Regions from separate parts of the Homo sapiens genome. Here region 2 is linked to region 1. Evidence: read pairs that join two places in POLR2A ChIA-PET (ENCODE). Cell type or tissue: PC-9. All regions are shown on one strand. Each heading gives the region's core, and the rest is flanking DNA. Links, peaks and the distances in the headings are about the cores only. Region 1 overlaps PIK3C2B (phosphatidylinositol-4-phosphate 3-kinase catalytic subunit type 2 beta). Region 2 has its middle 20 kb from the start of PPP1R15B.

What was found. Peaks named below come from ENCODE experiments on the same cell type or tissue, not always from the same donor. Only the 100,000 strongest peaks of a DNase experiment are listed, where the experiment ranks them.
Region 2: POLR2A ChIA-PET joins it to region 1 with 7 read pairs; 12 of 35 experiments call an interaction of 5 or more read pairs at or near these places.

What each region holds. Positions count from the first base shown.
Region 1 is chr1:204,482,493-204,490,834 of GRCh38, forward strand. All of the region lies in intron 1 of PIK3C2B (phosphatidylinositol-4-phosphate 3-kinase catalytic subunit type 2 beta), which reads right to left. Among named protein-coding and RNA genes, the nearest start is that of PIK3C2B, 8.1 kb to the right of the region's middle. In PC-9, for the core only: no CTCF peak of the experiment used is centred there; a DNase peak (open chromatin) is centred at 4,599.
Region 2 is chr1:204,388,129-204,396,470 of GRCh38, forward strand. It overlaps the pseudogene LOC124904489 and a transcript of PPP1R15B not described here. Among named protein-coding and RNA genes, the nearest start is that of PPP1R15B, 20 kb to the right of the region's middle. In PC-9, for the core only: no CTCF peak of the experiment used is centred there; no DNase peak of the experiment used is centred there.

The DNA.
Region 1 (8,342 bases), core at 268-8,267:
AAGAGAGAACTGAAGGCTGGGTGCAGTGGCTCATGCCTGTAATCCCAGCACTTTGGGAGGCCGAGGTGGGCAGACTGAGGTCAGGAGTTCGAGACCAGCCTGGGCAACATGGTGAAACCCCGTCTCCACCAAAAATACAAAAATTAGCTGGTGTGGTGGTGGGTGCCTGTAACACCAGCTACTTGGGAGGCTGAGGCAGAAGAATCTCTTGAACCCAGGAAGCAGAGGCTGCAGTGAGCCGAGATCGCGCCACTGCACTGCACTCTGTCTCAAAAAAAAAAAAGAACTGAGAAACAAGATATTCTCCAAGATGCCTGTGGTGTCCCAGAATCCTCAAACCACAGGAAGAATATCTCGATGGGGGGAATGGGAAGAAGGCAGTGGTCCTGATGGTGCCAGACCACAGGGGATCCCAGAAGGACTGCCCATGTCAGCCTGGTCACCCCTAGACATGTTGCAGCCGTAGGTTTCAGTTTCCCCTTAGCCCTGCTCACCTGCACGTACAGCGTGGTATGGACTCCCCATCCCTATTTCCATTTGCACCTGACTCTTAGGGCCCCAAAGCCATGGCTACCACTGGGGGTGCCTTTCTCTTCCTCCTGCTTTCTCTCTCTCCTGCTTCCATCCGAATTCAAGATCCTCAGAAAGGCCAGGCACAGTGGCTCACAACTGCAATCCCAGCATTTTGGGAGGCCAAAGCAGGACGATCGCTTGAGCCCAGAAGTTTGAGGCCAGCCTGGGAAACATAGACTCCATCTTTACAAAAAACACAAAAATTAGCTGGGTGTGGTGGCATGTACCTGTAGTCCCAGCTACTTGGGAGGCTGAAATAGGAGGCTCAACTGAGCCATGATTGAGACACTGCACTCCAGCCTGGGTGACAGAGAACCCTGACTCAAAAAAAAAAAAAAACGATCTTCAGAAGCCTTCCCTGGTTAAGCCTTCCAATATCTCCTCACTTTTATTCTCAGTGTCTCCTTAATACCCTGATACTCTGTTTCACACTGATAAAAATGGTGGCCCTGTCGCCTGGGGAACAAGAGCAACGCTTTTGCTTTGGATATTAACTGACCATTTTTGCATCTCTGTGCATGGAATGGTTATGGGTCATGAAGATTTTGAAAAAAGAAAGTGACTTTAGCGAGGGGGAGGGGTATAGAGCAAAGAATCATGTCAATTAGTTTTGATGTTGCTTTGTACATGCCCTGATGCCTTTCTCCGATCTCTTATCCCCCCAGTTTGCACAGGAAGGTCCCAAGAGAGACAGATGTCCTTAAGACAGAACCTAAGTCTACACTAAGCAAAGGGTGAACCACTGGCACAGTATAGCATGCTCACATTCCACCAGCCCCTTGCCCATGTGACCCTCGCCCAGTGTCTCCCAGGGTAGCAACAGTCAGAGGTCATTCTCAGCAGGGATTCACTGACTGCTTAAGCTGGATGAGCGACCAGGGTGTGACCGTGTAAGCATCCGGCACCAACAGTCCATAGGAACTGTGTCGAAACACCTTTCCCGTGTATGTGCCATTTCAAGGTCTGTGAAACTAGTACAGCCCACTGTAGCAACGGGAGTGAGGGTGTTACACTTTGTGCTGGTGAAAGGGAAAGAGAAGGAAGGCAGAGAAGTGGGGAGACAGGAGGGAAGACTACATGCATATGAGCATCACAGAAATAGAAGGAAGGAAATATACCTTTTTTTCCCCCCTCTGGTATTTTGTGCCAGGTATTGTCTTATTTAGTCCTCACAACAATCCTTAAATGTGGATGTTATCATCCTTCTTTTATGGAAGAGGAAAGTAGAAAACAGGAAAGGGATGCAATAATTGGCCCAAAGGTCACACAACTTGTAAATGATAAAATCAAGAGTTAAACTGAAATGTGTGTGAGCCCAAACTTCATGGTCTTTTTCCCATCCTGTTGTGGAAACCCAGGCACATCACATTTGATTAAGTGTTTAAGCTGATGGCCGGGCGCGGTGGCTCACTCAATTCCAGCACTTTGGGAGGCCAAGGTGGGCGGATCACGAGGTCATGAGATCGAGACCATCCTGGCCAACATAGTGAAAGCCCGTCCCTACTAAAAATACTAAAAATTAGCTGGGCATGGTGGCGCATGTCTGTGGTCCCAGCTATTTGGGAGGCTGAGGCAGGAGAATCGCTTGAAACTGGGAGGTGGAAGTTGCAGTAAGCCAAGATCGTGCCACTGCACTCCAGCCTGGGCGACAAAGCGAGACTCCGTCTCAAAAAAAAAAAAGTGTTTAAGCTGATGTTGGTGATTATTCTAGAACACCTCCATGCTCTCCACACCCCCATCCCAGAACATTTCACTCTCCCAGGCCACTCAAAAAAATAAACATAAAAATAAACAAACAAGCAAAGCAAACAAACACACCCCACAGTTTGGTAGACAAGAGAACCAATGAGCAAGGGGCACTGTGTGAAGTCATATAGCTGGTCAGTGATAGAGGTGAGACCAGAAGTGGGAGTCCAGGTCCTTAGACTCCCTCTCCAGTGCTCTTCCCAGGCTGAGCTATAACCAGTCTTCCAGTCTTTTTTTTTTTTTTTTTAATTTTAAGAGACAAGGTCTCACTCTGCCATCCAGGTTGGAGTGAAGTGGTGTGATCACGGATCACTGCAGCCTTGACCTCCCAGTCTCAAGCAATCCTCCCACCCCGGTTTCACAAGTGGCTGGAATTACAGGGGTAAGCCACTGCACCCAGCTATCTCTCCCGTTCTTAGAATCCTTCAGGAAAGGAAATCCCCCAGCCTTCCTGTTCTAATCTCTCTTAAATTGGTCCATTCCTTTCCAAACCTCTGATGACTTTAAGTGAAATAACCTATATAAAGCATATATTGGGCACCAAAAAATTTGTTATTCCTTTCTTCTACCTGAATGATTATTCTTTTACCTGAAAAATTATTTTATTAGGCACCAAAAAAATTATTATTCCTTTTTCTCACCTGAATGATGAATGATTGAAACAGACCACTAACTAGTCTGTCTCCTTGCTGACCCCCTAAAGTATCTGCTCTCCACTGCCAGGATAATCTTCCTACAGGGCAGCTCTGATCATGTCATTCTTCCTTTTTTTTTTTTTTTGAGACAGGGTCTTGCTCTGTCGCCCAGACTGCAGTGCAGTGGCAGGATCTTGGCTCACTGCAACTTCCACCTCCCAGGCCCAAGCGATCTTCTCCCATCCTAGCCTCCTGAGAAGCTGGGACTACAGACGTGGTCGCCACCACAACTGGCTAATTTTTTGTCTTTTTGGTAGAGATGGGGTTTCACCACGTTGCCTAGGCTGATTGCAAACTCAAGCGATCTGCCTGCCCCGGCCTCCCAAAGTGCTAGGATTACAGCCGTGAGCCACTGCACCCTTTTATTCATGGGGGATGTGCGATGGCTGTAATATAAGAGCAGTGCCTGCACATCCCCCATGAATAAAAGTGACTTTGCTCTTTTGAATATTTTTATAATTTGTAATGTGCTCTACTGCATTTATGTGCATTCTGCTTTGGATTATCCCTACTAGTGACTAGAATAAAAATAATAGCTTTTATTTGTATAGGTATTTATAGCTACAAAGCACTTTTATAGACATTAGCCCACTAATCTTAAGAATAATGCTGGCCATGGTGGCTCACGCCTGTAATCCCAGCACTTTGGGAGGTCGAGGCGGGCGGATCACCAGAGGTCGGGAATTCCAGATCAGCCTGGCTAACATGGTGAAACCCTGTCTCTACTAAATATATAAAGTTAGCTGGGCATGGTGATGCGCGCCAGTAATCCCAGCTACTCAGGAGGCTGAGGCAGGAGAATCACTTGAACCCGGGAGGTGGAGGTTGCAGTGAGCTGGGATAGTGCCACTGCACTCCAGCCTGGGTGACAGAGTGAGACTCAGTCTCAAAAAAAAAAAAAAAAAGAAAACAAAACACAACAAAAAAAAAACGAATAAAGATGGCTGGGCACGGTGGCTCATGCCTGTAATTCCAGCATTTTGGGAGGCTGAGGCAGATGGATCACCTGAGGTAGGGAGTTCAAGACTGGCCTGGCCAACATGGTGAAACCTCATCTCTACAAAAATACAAAAAGTAGCCGGGCATGAAGGCAGGTGCCTGTAATCCCAGCTACTTGGGAGGCAGAGGTGGGAGAATCGCCTGATCCTGGAGGACAGAGGTTGCAATGACCCGAGATTGCGCCATTGCACTCCAGCCTGGACGACTGAGGGAGATTCCATCTCAAAAAAAGATTACCTCTTATTTATTTATTAACACAGTTACCAACACAACTTTTAAGTAACATCCTTCATTTTTTGTTTGGTTTTTTGTTTGTTTTTGAGATGGAGTCTCGCTCTGCTGCCCAGGCTGGAGTTCAGTGGCACAATCTCCGCTCACTGCAATCTCCACCTCCTGGATTCAAGCAATTATCCTGCCTCAGCCTCCAGAGTAGCTGGGATTACAGGCACATGCCACCAGGCCCAGTTAATCTTTGTATTTTCAGTAGAGACAGGGTTTCATTATGTTAGCCAGGCTGGTCTTGAACTCCTGACCTCAGGTGATTCACCCTTCTCAGCCTCCCAAAGTGCTGGTACAGGCGTGAGCCACTGCGCCCAGCCTCTATGTTTGTTTTTTAAAGAGACAGGGTTTCACTCTGTTGCCCAGGCTGGAGTGCAGTGGTGCAATCATAGCTTACTGTAACCTCAAACTCCCCAGGTCAAGTGATCCTCCCACCTCAGCCTCTCAAGTAGCTAGGACTACAGGTGCACACCACCATGTCTGGCTAATTTTTAAATTTTTGTATAGATAAATCTCGTTCCATTGCTCAAGATGAACATTCTTACTTTTATCATTTCAACATGTATCTACAAACATCTCATTACATACAAAACATTCTTTTCCACTAAGCCTTTAAACCGCATGGATTACCTCGTATTTATCTTTGTCTCCCCCAGGATACTTAGCACAATGTTTTACACGAAGTACATGCTCCAGTACAGAACTGTTAATACTGTGTTCTCAGCGTGGTCTGACCAACCCAGAGGAGAAGAGTTAACAGCTCCTCATCATAGGATCAGAGGTTTGGAGGCTGTTTGAAGGCAAAATTGTAATGTATTTTTCCAAGTAGACACCCCACAGCATTTATCAGATTCTTAAGTTTAGAGATCTCCAAAATAATAAACACCACAGTTCTAGTTTCTATAATCTCTAGGAAATGCTGCCTAAGACTATATATTAAGACGCTGGGAAATGCTGCCTAAGACTGTATATATATAACTCTTGGGGCACCTTATCACAATCGATTCATATTGAGCTTATAGGATTACCCCACTCCATGAAGAAACTCATCCATTTACCTGCATTTTGGGTGGGAGGGGGGTGCAATGTGGTTCCCTCAAGGTCAGGGACCACACTCAATTCAAGGTTGTATTCCTAGAATTTAGCACAAACCTGCTATTGAGGAATAATAATTACAAGAACCATGAGCTGTTGAGTCACCATTTACATGCATCAGGCACTGCTCTAAGTAGTTCATTAATTAACTCATTTCATTTTACAACAAATTTTGTCTGGTATTATTATTTCCCTCATCTTACGTATGAGGAAAGTGATGCACAGATAAGTTAAATAACTTTTCCAAGGTCATACAGCTTGTAAGTGGTGGAGCCAGGCTTTGAACCCAAGTAATCTGGCTCCAAAGCCGTGCTCTTAACCATCTGCCGAACTTGCACTGCCAGTCATTTGATAAATGAGTGAATAAATGTAAGAATGAATGAGAAGAGGCACTGAAGATGTTTTTGCTGAATGAACAATCAACCAATCATTAACCCACCTTTTGTCTCTACCCTGTATAATCTATAGGATTATCATGAGAGTCCTTCTCAAACTTTCCTTGCATTCAACTAGAGAATCTCTCCAAGTAATTCCCTATCTATCAGTATAGAATTCCTGTCAGTAACATTAAAAAGCTTGGTTTAATTCTTAGTGAACTACTCTTAGTGGACTAAGAACTATGAGTGAACTAAGTTTTCTCAGAACACCAAGCACTAGGCAAGGGTTTTACCTGTCCTCTTCACTGCTGTGCACGTAGAAGAGTGTCAGTGCACATTCAATGTACAATGGTGGAATGAATGCCCAAAAGATAAAATGCAAACTCCTTCAGTGGCTCTGGCGAGATTAAACTGCTTTCAGTTCACCTCATTCACCACACTCCATTCCCCATCCTGCCCCAATTCCTACTCATTGTTCAGATCTCTGCAAACACTTAATTTCCTCCAAGAAGTCTGACCATCAAAAAGGCCCCACTGATGAGTTCACAAGGCAACCCATATTTCCCCCACTCAATGACTTAAAAGTACCTAAAGTCACTAGTAAACAATCAAGATGTTAGTCAAATTAATGAATAAATGAATGAGTTCCTTTTTAACATGATCTGATAGACTTAAACCCTTGTGATCCTATTGTCTTCCAGAAATGACTTTAAGAACCACTTGTGTCATTACTGGCTCTTGGGGAAGCTCCATCTCATTCAGGACTCGAGCCTCATGAACATTTTTTTTCTCACAGTCCCCTTCAGCATAGCACAGAAGGAACACAGGTTCTAGAGGTTTCCTGACCTAGACTCAAATTTTGGCTCCTCTCAAGTTAATTGTACAAGCTCTTTATTATTATTATTATTTTCAGAGACAGGGTCTCACTCTGTCACCCAGGCTACAGTGAAACCTGGATGCAATCAGAGTGGTGCAATTATAGCTCACTGCAGCCTCAAACTCCTGGGCTCAAAAGATCCTCCCACTTCAGCCTCCTGAGTAGCTGAGACCACAAGTGTGCGCCATCACACCCTAATTGTTTTTATTTTTATTTTTAGTAGAGACAAGGTCTTGCTATGTTGCCCAGGCTGGTCTCAAACTCCTTGGCTCAAGTGATCATCCCATGTCAGTCTCCCAAGTGCTGAGATTACAGCATAAGCCACTATTCCTGGCCCCTATCTTTTAATTTAAAAAAAAAAAAAAATCTGCCTCCTTAAAGTCTAGAGTGAAAATCTAATATCTCTGGCTACAATGTTCCTCTCCCAGGATCCCAAAACAACCCATTTGCAAACCACCTCCCTTTTCTTGGTGAGAATTAAATCCACTCTACTGGTGCTCGCAGTCACAGCAATTTCTTTCACTCTCTGGGAGACACACAGCATGGCGAGTCAGGAATGGGACAAACACTCTGCTTTCAGAAAATGAGGGCTCTTAGGGAGACGTCAATAGTTGAAGGGCTCCATCATTACTACTATCTGGGCTTTGCTTAGTTTATTACCTGAGACAAAAAGAACTCATACCTGATTCTTCTACCTGGCAAGGCAAACTGTAGTTTTTCCTCAAAATGGAATCCTTTTGGCCCTCTACTCTTCTTCCCTCATCCTTATAACTTACGGTTTGCTGCAAAGGACGCCATCTAGTATGAGAGAAAGAGAGAAAGATGTGGCTGGAGAGAATGCTTCCACTCAAGCTTCTTCCTGGTGGGCTTGGCTTAGCGAGGCTTGAGGAATGAGCCACGTGTGTGAAACAACTCTCTAATATTAGGCACCCACCTCTATGGTGGAACAGTGGCAGGAGTGACACAGTCATGATGGAAGGATAACAGTTTCCAAAGAGGCAAACAATCTTTGGCTTCTCTGAAATACTGTGAAGCCTCTGCTAGGTGAGACTTCCTACAGAGAGTTCTCAGGAAGAGGAAGGAGTGAATTGCTAAGGCTTCCTTCAGCCACAGGTCTTATTTCTGCTTCAGGACTACAGTGAACCTCTCTCTTCTTCCTTCTCTATACCCTGAGGGCCTCTGCTCCCCAAAGCACAAATGTCTTCTGATTCTTTAGTCTCCTTAACCAGGGTGATGATTTGGGGTGAGTGAATTCCATCCCAATGTCCCAGTGTTTTGGGGAAGTAAATTTCCCAAAGACAAAGCCACTAATTGGGTCGGCACGAAACTCCAAAGTGTTGCAGGATAGGTCCTTTCACGGGTCATGTTGTGATCTGCGGGGTAGGCGTTCAGTTCCAGCATTGCTACTAACTGCATGACCTTGAGAAAGTCACTTTTTCTCAGGGAAGTGATGGCCCAGGTCCTTTCCAGTTTTGATACTCTATGTGATCTTACAAAATGCAAGAACAAGCTGGGAGAGGTGGCTCATGCCCGTAATCCCAACACTTTGGGAGGCCGAGGTGGGAGGATCACTTGAGACCAGAAGTTCGAGATCAGTCTAGGCAACATAGTGAAATCCTGTCTCAACAGAAAAAGAAAAAAAAAAAAGGCAAGAATAGTCCCTCAAGTTTCATTTTATAAAACAGATGCAAAATAAAGCAG
Region 2 (8,342 bases), core at 324-8,323, 94 kb before region 1:
AGATCAAGGTCACCTCCTCAGTGATACCTTCCCCAACTACTGTATCCAAAGATACCCTGCAAGTCTCTCCCTATCACATCACTCTCTTCTATTGTCTTTACAGCATATATCACTACCTGAAGGCTTCTTGTTATCTTATTTTTGTTTTCTGACTCCACCACTTAAGGTGTAAGCTCCTTGAGAGCAGAGACCTAGCCAGTCTTATTCAAATCTGTGTTCCCAGCACTTGGCCCAGACCCTGGCACACAGTAAGTGCTCAATAAATATTTGATGAGTAAATGGATATTCACCACATAGTACAGGACCTCTCACTGTACTCGTAAAAGACATTGAATGAACAAATTCATGAGAAAACCAAGCTGTATGCTAGGCACTGGGCCCACCTTTATAACCTAAGATACAGTTCTTTTGGACTTTATGGTCTACTGGGAAACAAATGCATAAATCAACCTTTTAAACAAAATATGCGTAACAGTTTGAATATGATGGGGAGTAAGAAGTGGCATAGTCTTTTATTTTCTTAAATAAAATGTTGCTGGCTATAGGGGCTAACACCTGTAATTCCAGCATTTTTGGAGGCCAAGGGGGTTGGATCACTTGAAGCCAGGAGTTTGAGACCAGCCTGGGCAACAAAGTAGAACCTCATTTTTACAAAAGAATTTTTAAAATTAGCTGGGCATGGTGGTGCACAACTGTAGTCCCAGCTACTTGGGAGGTTGAGGCTGGAAGATCACTTGAGCCCAGGATTTGGAGGCTGCAGTGTTATGATCATGCCACTGCACTCCGGCCGGGGTGACAGAGTGAGACTGAGACCTCGTCTCTAAAAAAATAATTAAATTAAATTAAAACTAAAGAAAATGTGATCTGCTCCGGGTCCTCTTTCCACTGAGGTGGCAGCAGATTCAATCTCAGTCATTATTGGGCCTCTCCCCACAACCTCTACAGTTATAAGGAGGTCCGAGGAGTCCAAAAGATCCAGGAAGGGCCCTTTAATCTTCAGCTCCATATGCACCTGGCTTTAGCCTCTGTCATTCCTTGAAGGATTGGCTGCTTCTTTTTTTTTTTTTTTTTTTTTTTTTTTTTTGAGACAGAATCTGGCTGTTGCCCAGGCTGGAGCTGGAGTGCAGTGGTGCAATTTCGGCTCACTGCAACCCCTGCCTCCCAGGTTCAAGCGATTCTCCTGCCTCGGCCTCCTGAGTAGCTGGGATTACAGGCACACACCACCACACCCAGCTAGTTTTTGTATTTTTAGCAGAGATGGAGTTTCACCATATTGGTCAGGCTGGTCTTGAACTCCTGATCTCCTGATTCGCCCGCCTCGGCCTCCCAAAATGCTGGGATTACAGGCGTGAGCCACCACGCCCGGCCAGGATTGGCTGCTTCTTGGCCAACCTAGGACTTGGGGAAAAAGGATAGATAAGAGAGGTTGAGGGGTTTTGTGGGAGCAAACTTTCGATCCAGTCTACTCACAGGACCTCCCAAAAACTCCATGCCATTTTCATCTCTGAAATTGCTTTGAACATGCCTCTGGTCTGTGAATCCCACCTGTCTTTACCTAAGCCCTTCTCTTCTTTTCCTCCTCCCTTAGGACTGTCCTACAAAATTTCCCTTAGGTGGTCTATCTCACTGCTTCCCACAAATGAGAAAGGGGAATAAGGTGTTACAAATGGCCAATTATTCATGTGAAACAGAACTCTTACATCTCCCTCCACCAAGCTGCTCCCCTTTCAGAATTTCCTATCTCAATGAAAACATCACCTTCCTCCTTGTCACCAAGCCTAGTAAAGCTGACTCCTTTGTGATTTCTCCTTCTCCTTCATCTAACAAGCCACTGAATCCTGCCAACTATTACACCTCCATGGCTCCCCCTTTCCACTCTAACCATCCCTTTGGTTGAGCTCATTACCTCAGGCCTATATTTGAACAAGAGCATCCTACTTGATCTATTATAATTGCTCCTCAGTTCAATCCATCCACAAATGATCCAAGAGCTATTCCAAAAGAACCCATCTGACCATGTCACTCCCATAATGGTTTGTCACTTTATGTAGAATAAAACAGACCAACTTTGTTAGCATGGCATTCAAAGTACTCTATCATTTAGACCCTACATAACGAACTTTATCCCCCACTATTCTTCTCTATCCCCCAGGACCTCCACCCAAACTTATCAGCCTATTAGCCATTTCCCCAGCATGTTTCCCATATCCTTCCATTTCTACCTTTTCTCCAAAGCTATTTTTCCTACTTGAAATATCCTTTGCCTTGCTACCCTTTAACTGCCCCATTCCCTCAACATCCACCCAGTCAAGAGTACTCATTTGTTAGAGTCCAACCCTATCTAATCCAAAAAGAAGGAATTAACATTTACCTAGAAAAGGAGTGAAGCATTGTAGTTAGAGGCATGGGATCTGGAGCCAGACTGGGTTTCACTCCTAGTTCTCTGCCATTCCCTAGTTACGTAACTCGGGTGGGTTACTATGCTTCAGGTCCCTCATCTGTAAATCGGGATATATATCATAATATATACTATGTGAGTATTTGATATTATGAGACAAATATGGTGTAAGAACTTGTCATATATTACCTACTTTAATCCTCCCAACTACTTTGAGAGATATTATTATTCAAATTTTACAGATGGCCTCTTAAGACTCAAATAATTTACTTATGGGCACACAGCTGGTGGAAATGGAAAGCTGGAATTCAACCTCAAATCTGTCTGGACCAATGCCCAGGTTCTCTTTACAGCACTGGAAAGAGCACTAGGAAAGAAGCAGAGAGGTCTAATCTCTCAAACTTACTCTCAGGTGGAGACCGTAAAAGAGAATGTGTGTGCTGGTAAGGAGCATAGAGAAACACAGGAGCATGAGGAAGTAATATTAGGCTCAGAGTCAAAGGCAGTTGACAGGCCAATATGTAACCCGACAAGGGAAAAAAAATGACAGGAAACATGGGTGTGAGCCCAAGAGCAATATCAGACTTTGTTACTGAGAAAAGGTAACAAAACAGTTAACTTGAGAAGACAGGTGTTACATCTAACATCTTAACTTTAAGGAGCCTAGCACAAAATCAGGGACTTGAAGAGTTTAAAGAAGTCACTTGGCCAGGTGCTCTGGCTCACACCTATAATCCTAGCACTTTGGGAGGGACACGAGGCAGGAGGACGGCTTGAGCCCAGGAGTTCAAGGTTGTAGTAAGCCATGATGGTGCTAATGCCCTCCAGCCTGGGTGACAGAGGGAGACCCTGTCTTAAAAAAAGTCACTCCATTATCTCACCCAGTTCTTAAAGTACTGAAAGAAAAACCATCAACCTAGAATTCTAAAGCTAATAAAAATATTTTTCTAAAGTGAGGGAAGAAGTAAAGACTTTTTCAGACAAAATCTGAGATAAATCATCAGCAGCAAGGTTACATGACAAGAAATGTTCAAGAAGCTCTTCAGGCAGATGGAAAATAATATCTAATAGAAAACTGGATCTACACAAAGCAGCAGAAATGGTAAACAAGTGGTAAATAAAGATGTTTTCTAATTCTCAATCTCTTTAAAAGATGATGAACTCTTTAAAGCAAAAACAATAGCAACATATTGTAGGTTTATAACTTTTGTATAAGAAAAAAGGTACCACAACAGCAGCACAAGGGACAGGAGGAAGGAAATGGAAGCATACTGTTGTTAGGTGCACACACACACACACACACACACACACACACAAGTGAGGTAATATACATGAAGTGGTATATTATTTAAAGGTATACTGTGACTATGATGAGTTAAAGCCATATATTTAAACAACAGTTGCTAAAATCAAATAAAGAGGTGTAGCTAATAAGCCAATAGTGAAGATAAAATGGAGTCACAAAAAATAATCCACAAAAAAGGATAAGAAAAGAAAAATACAGAAAACAAAAAAACAAGATAGATTTAATCTTAACTCTATCAATAATTACATTAAATGTGAATGGTCTAAATATTCCCAATTAGAAGGCAGACATTGTCAGATTGCATTTAAAAAAAAAATCCAACTGAATGCTATCTACAAAAAACTTACTTTAAATATAAAGACATCAACAGGTTAAATGTTAAAGGATGGACAGACTTCCATTTTGTGGTGTTATGAAGAGATCTGCAAATCCTCCTCTTCAAAAGTAAATATAAAACTGGAAAAAACTGACAAAAATAAACATTTCAGGCATCTGAAAATGAACCAAAGGTAGACCAAAAACTGAGAAGCATTTACTCTTTAAAAATTGCTAGAGATTTAGGTATTAAGTATTAAAAGAAATTTGGTTTCTTGACCTCAGTCCCTACATTGTGAGCTGAATAACTCTTTGTTTCAGAGACTGTCCAGGCATTGCAGAATGTTAAGCAGTATCTCTGGCTTCTAGCTACTAGGTGCCGGCAGCATTTCCCCATTTGCGACAACCAAAAATGTCTCCAGACTTTTCCAAATGTCCCCATGGGGGCAAAATCAGGAAGATAAACAAAAATAAATCTAAATGCACCTAGCAAAGAGCCCTAAAACACAGAAAGTAAAAACTGACAGTAGAGAATGTAGAAATAAACAATTCAGTTGAACGATTATAGTTGGTGTTTTGATACTCCTCTCTTGGAGTATCAATTTATAAAACAATTAGAAAATCAGTAAGTATATAGAGGGCTTGAACAACATTATCAATCAACTTGACCTAACCAACATATAGAGAACATGTCACTAGCAAAGGCCGAATACACATTTTTTTGGTCAAACATATATGGAACACTCTACAGGACAGACATACGCTAGGTCTTAAAACAAATCTCAATGCATTTTAAAGGATTAGAATAAAAGAAAGTAATTTTATCTAGGCACCATAAAATTAAGTTAGAAGTCAACAAGATATTTGGGATATCTCAAATGTTTAAACTTAAAAATTAAGTGACATACTTTTAATTTTTCTTTTTTTGGAGACAGGGTCTCACTTTGTAACCTAGGCTGGAGTGCAGTAGCACGATCACAGCTCCCTACACCCTCAACCTCCCAGGCTCAAGAAATCCTTCTATCTCAGTCTCCTGAATAGCTAGGACCACAAATGTGTGCCACCATGTCCACGTTTTTTGTTGTTATTGTTGTTGTTGTTGTTTTGTTTGTTTGCTTTTCTGCAGAGACAGGGTCTCCCTATTTTGCCCAGGCTGGTCTCGAGCTCCTGGGCTCAAGTGATCCTCCCGCCTCGGCCTCCCAAAGTGCTGGGATTACAGGTGTGAGCAACTGTGCCTGGCCAAAATGACACAATTCCAATAACCATAGGTCGAAGAAATCACACAGGAAATTAGAAAATAGCTTGAACTGAATGAAAATGAAAACACAACATATAAACATATGTGAGAAGCAGCTAATGATGCCTATAGGGAACCTTTTAGCATTAGATATTTATATTAGAAGAAAAGAAAGGTCTTGAATCAGTGGTCTAAGTGCCACCTTAAGAATTAGAAAAAGAACAAATTGAACCCCAAAAAAGGAGAAGAAAGAAAATGCACTACAGATCAGAAATCAATGGACAAAACAAAGCAAAACAAAAAACAATTGGAAAACAATCAATGAAACCAAAAGCTGGTTCTTTAAAAAGATCAATAAAATTAATAAACCTCTAGCCAGACTGATAAGCAAAAAAAGAGAGAGAGAGAAGACGACATAAATTACCAAGATCAGGAATGAAAAAGAAGACATCACTGATCCTAAAGACAAGGCAAGGATTCCTCCTCTGACCACTTCTACTTGCCTTTGTACTTGTTATACTAGCTGGTACAATAAAGCAAGAAAAACATAAATAAAAGGCATACAGATGAGAAAGAAGGAAGCGAAGTCATTTTTATTCTAAGACATGATCATCTATGTAAAATATTCAAAGGTCACAAGACACAGAGTTAATATAGAAAAATAAATTGTATTTCTATATTACTAGCAAAGAAGTGGAAATTGAAATGAAAAAAGTACAATTTATAATAGTATCTCAAAAAGGAAATATTTAGGGATAATGTAACAAAATATGTACAAGATCAATATATTGAATACTACAAAACACTTGAGAGAAACTTAAAAAGACTCAAATAAATGGAGAAATATAGTGTGTTTATGGATCAAAGGACTCAATATTGTTAAGATGTCAACTCTTCCTAAATCAATCCATACAGTCAGTGTAATTCCATTCAATGCCCAACCAGCACCCCCCACCTGCCCCGCATTTTTTTTGGTAAGAATTAATAAGCTAGTCCTGAAATTCAAATAGAAATGCAAAGGGTGACACTCCTATTTGGCAGCCATTTCTCTTAAAGCTCAGTGGTTCTGGACCTGCAGTATCTGCTGAGTTAGGAGGGACAGGAGAGTAGCAGCTAGGTCGGTGGCAAATAGCCCGCAACATTCCCTTTAGTTACAATGAGTTTACCCCTCAATCTCAAATATTTCCTCAGTGGATTAACAGGAGAGCCAGTGATGGTGAAGCTTAAGTGGGAATGGAGTATAAGGGCTACCTGGTATCTGTAGATGGCTATATGAACATGCAGCTTGCAGATACAGAATTCATAAATGAGGCATTGCCTGGACATCTAGGTGAAGTTTTAATAAGGTGTAATAATGTCCTTTATATCAGAGATGTGGAAGAAGAGGAAATGGGGAAATGAGTGAATAGCATCTTTTGAAGAGGATTTTTTAAATATGTATTTCTAGACAATAAAGATTTGTTTTTCAAAAAAAAAAAAAGCAAAGGGCCTGGAGTAACAAAAACCATTTTGAAAAAGAACAAAGTAATTTCAAGACTCACTATAAAGTTACAGTAATCAAGGCAGTGTGGTATTTATGTAAGCACAGAGATACAGATCAATGAAACAGAATACAGGGTCCAGAAATAGATCCATCTACATGGTCAACTGAAATTTGAAAAATATGTCAAAATTACTCAATGGAGAAAGGATAGTCTTTTCAACAATTGAATATCCATGTGCAAAAATATGAAGCTTAACCCTTGCCCTCATAACACATACAAAGGTTAACTCAGAGTGAATGACAAGACTTAAATGTCAGAGCTAAAACTACAAAACTTCTAGAAGTAAACATAAACAAAAATATTCATGACTTTGTTAGGGAAAAACTTCTAAGACCTTTGGAAAAGCATGGACCATAGAAGAAAAAATTGATAAACTGAACTTCTGCAAAATTAAAAAAATTCTGCTCCCCAAATTACATAATTTAAAAAATAAAAAGGCAAGCCACAGACTGGGAGAAATATTTGCAAAATATAAAGGACTTATATCTAGAATATGTTTTTAAAGACACACACACATACACAAATCCATATAAATACTAACAATTTGGCTTAAAAAAAAGGACAAAAGATTTGAACAGACACTTGACTGAAGAAGGTATTTATCAATGCAAATAAACATGTGGAAAGATGCTCCATATCATTAAACACCAAGGAAATGCAAATTTACACCAAAATAAGATGCCACTAGAATAGCTAAACTTAAAAAGACTTACAATATCAAGTGTTGGCAAGGATGTGGAGCAACTGGAGCTCATACGCTGCTGCCAAGTAGTATAGCCACTTTGGAAAACTGTTTGGGAGTTTCTTATATAATTAGATATATACTTACCATATGATCCAGCAGTCTCACTCCTGGATTTATCAAAAAGCAATGAAATCATATGTCCACTCAAACGCTTGTACTCAACAGTTCATAGAAGCTTTATTCATAATAGACACAAATTTATATGTGCTTATATATGTATATGTTTATATGTTTATATATGTAGTCATGTTTATATAACTACACATATTTATCAAAACTCATTGAATTCATACTTAAACAAGCCAACTGTTTATTATCTAGTAAATGAACAAATAGTGGTATAATTATACAATGAAATACTACTCAGCCATGAAAAGGAATGGACTACTGATACACTCAACAGAAGGAATGGACTGCAGAGACACTCAACAGCACAGATGAATCTCAAAAGCATTACAGTAAAGAAGCCCACCACAGAAGGGTCCATGCTGTACATCCGATACCATTTTTCTGAAATTCTAGAAGAGCTAAAAGTGTTGAAAGCAGATCAAAGGCCAGACGTGGTGGCTCACACCTGCAATCCCAGCATGTTGGGAGGCCAAAACAGGCAGATCTCTTGAGCCCAGAAGTTCAAGACTAGCCTGGGCAACATGCCAAAACCTTATCTCTACTAAAAATACAAAAAAAAAAAAAAAAGCAAAAACAAAAACAAAAAAAAAAAAACAAAAAACCAGCTGGGTGTGGTCGCACACAGCTGTAGTCCCAGCTACTCAGGAGGCTGAGGTGGGAGGATCACC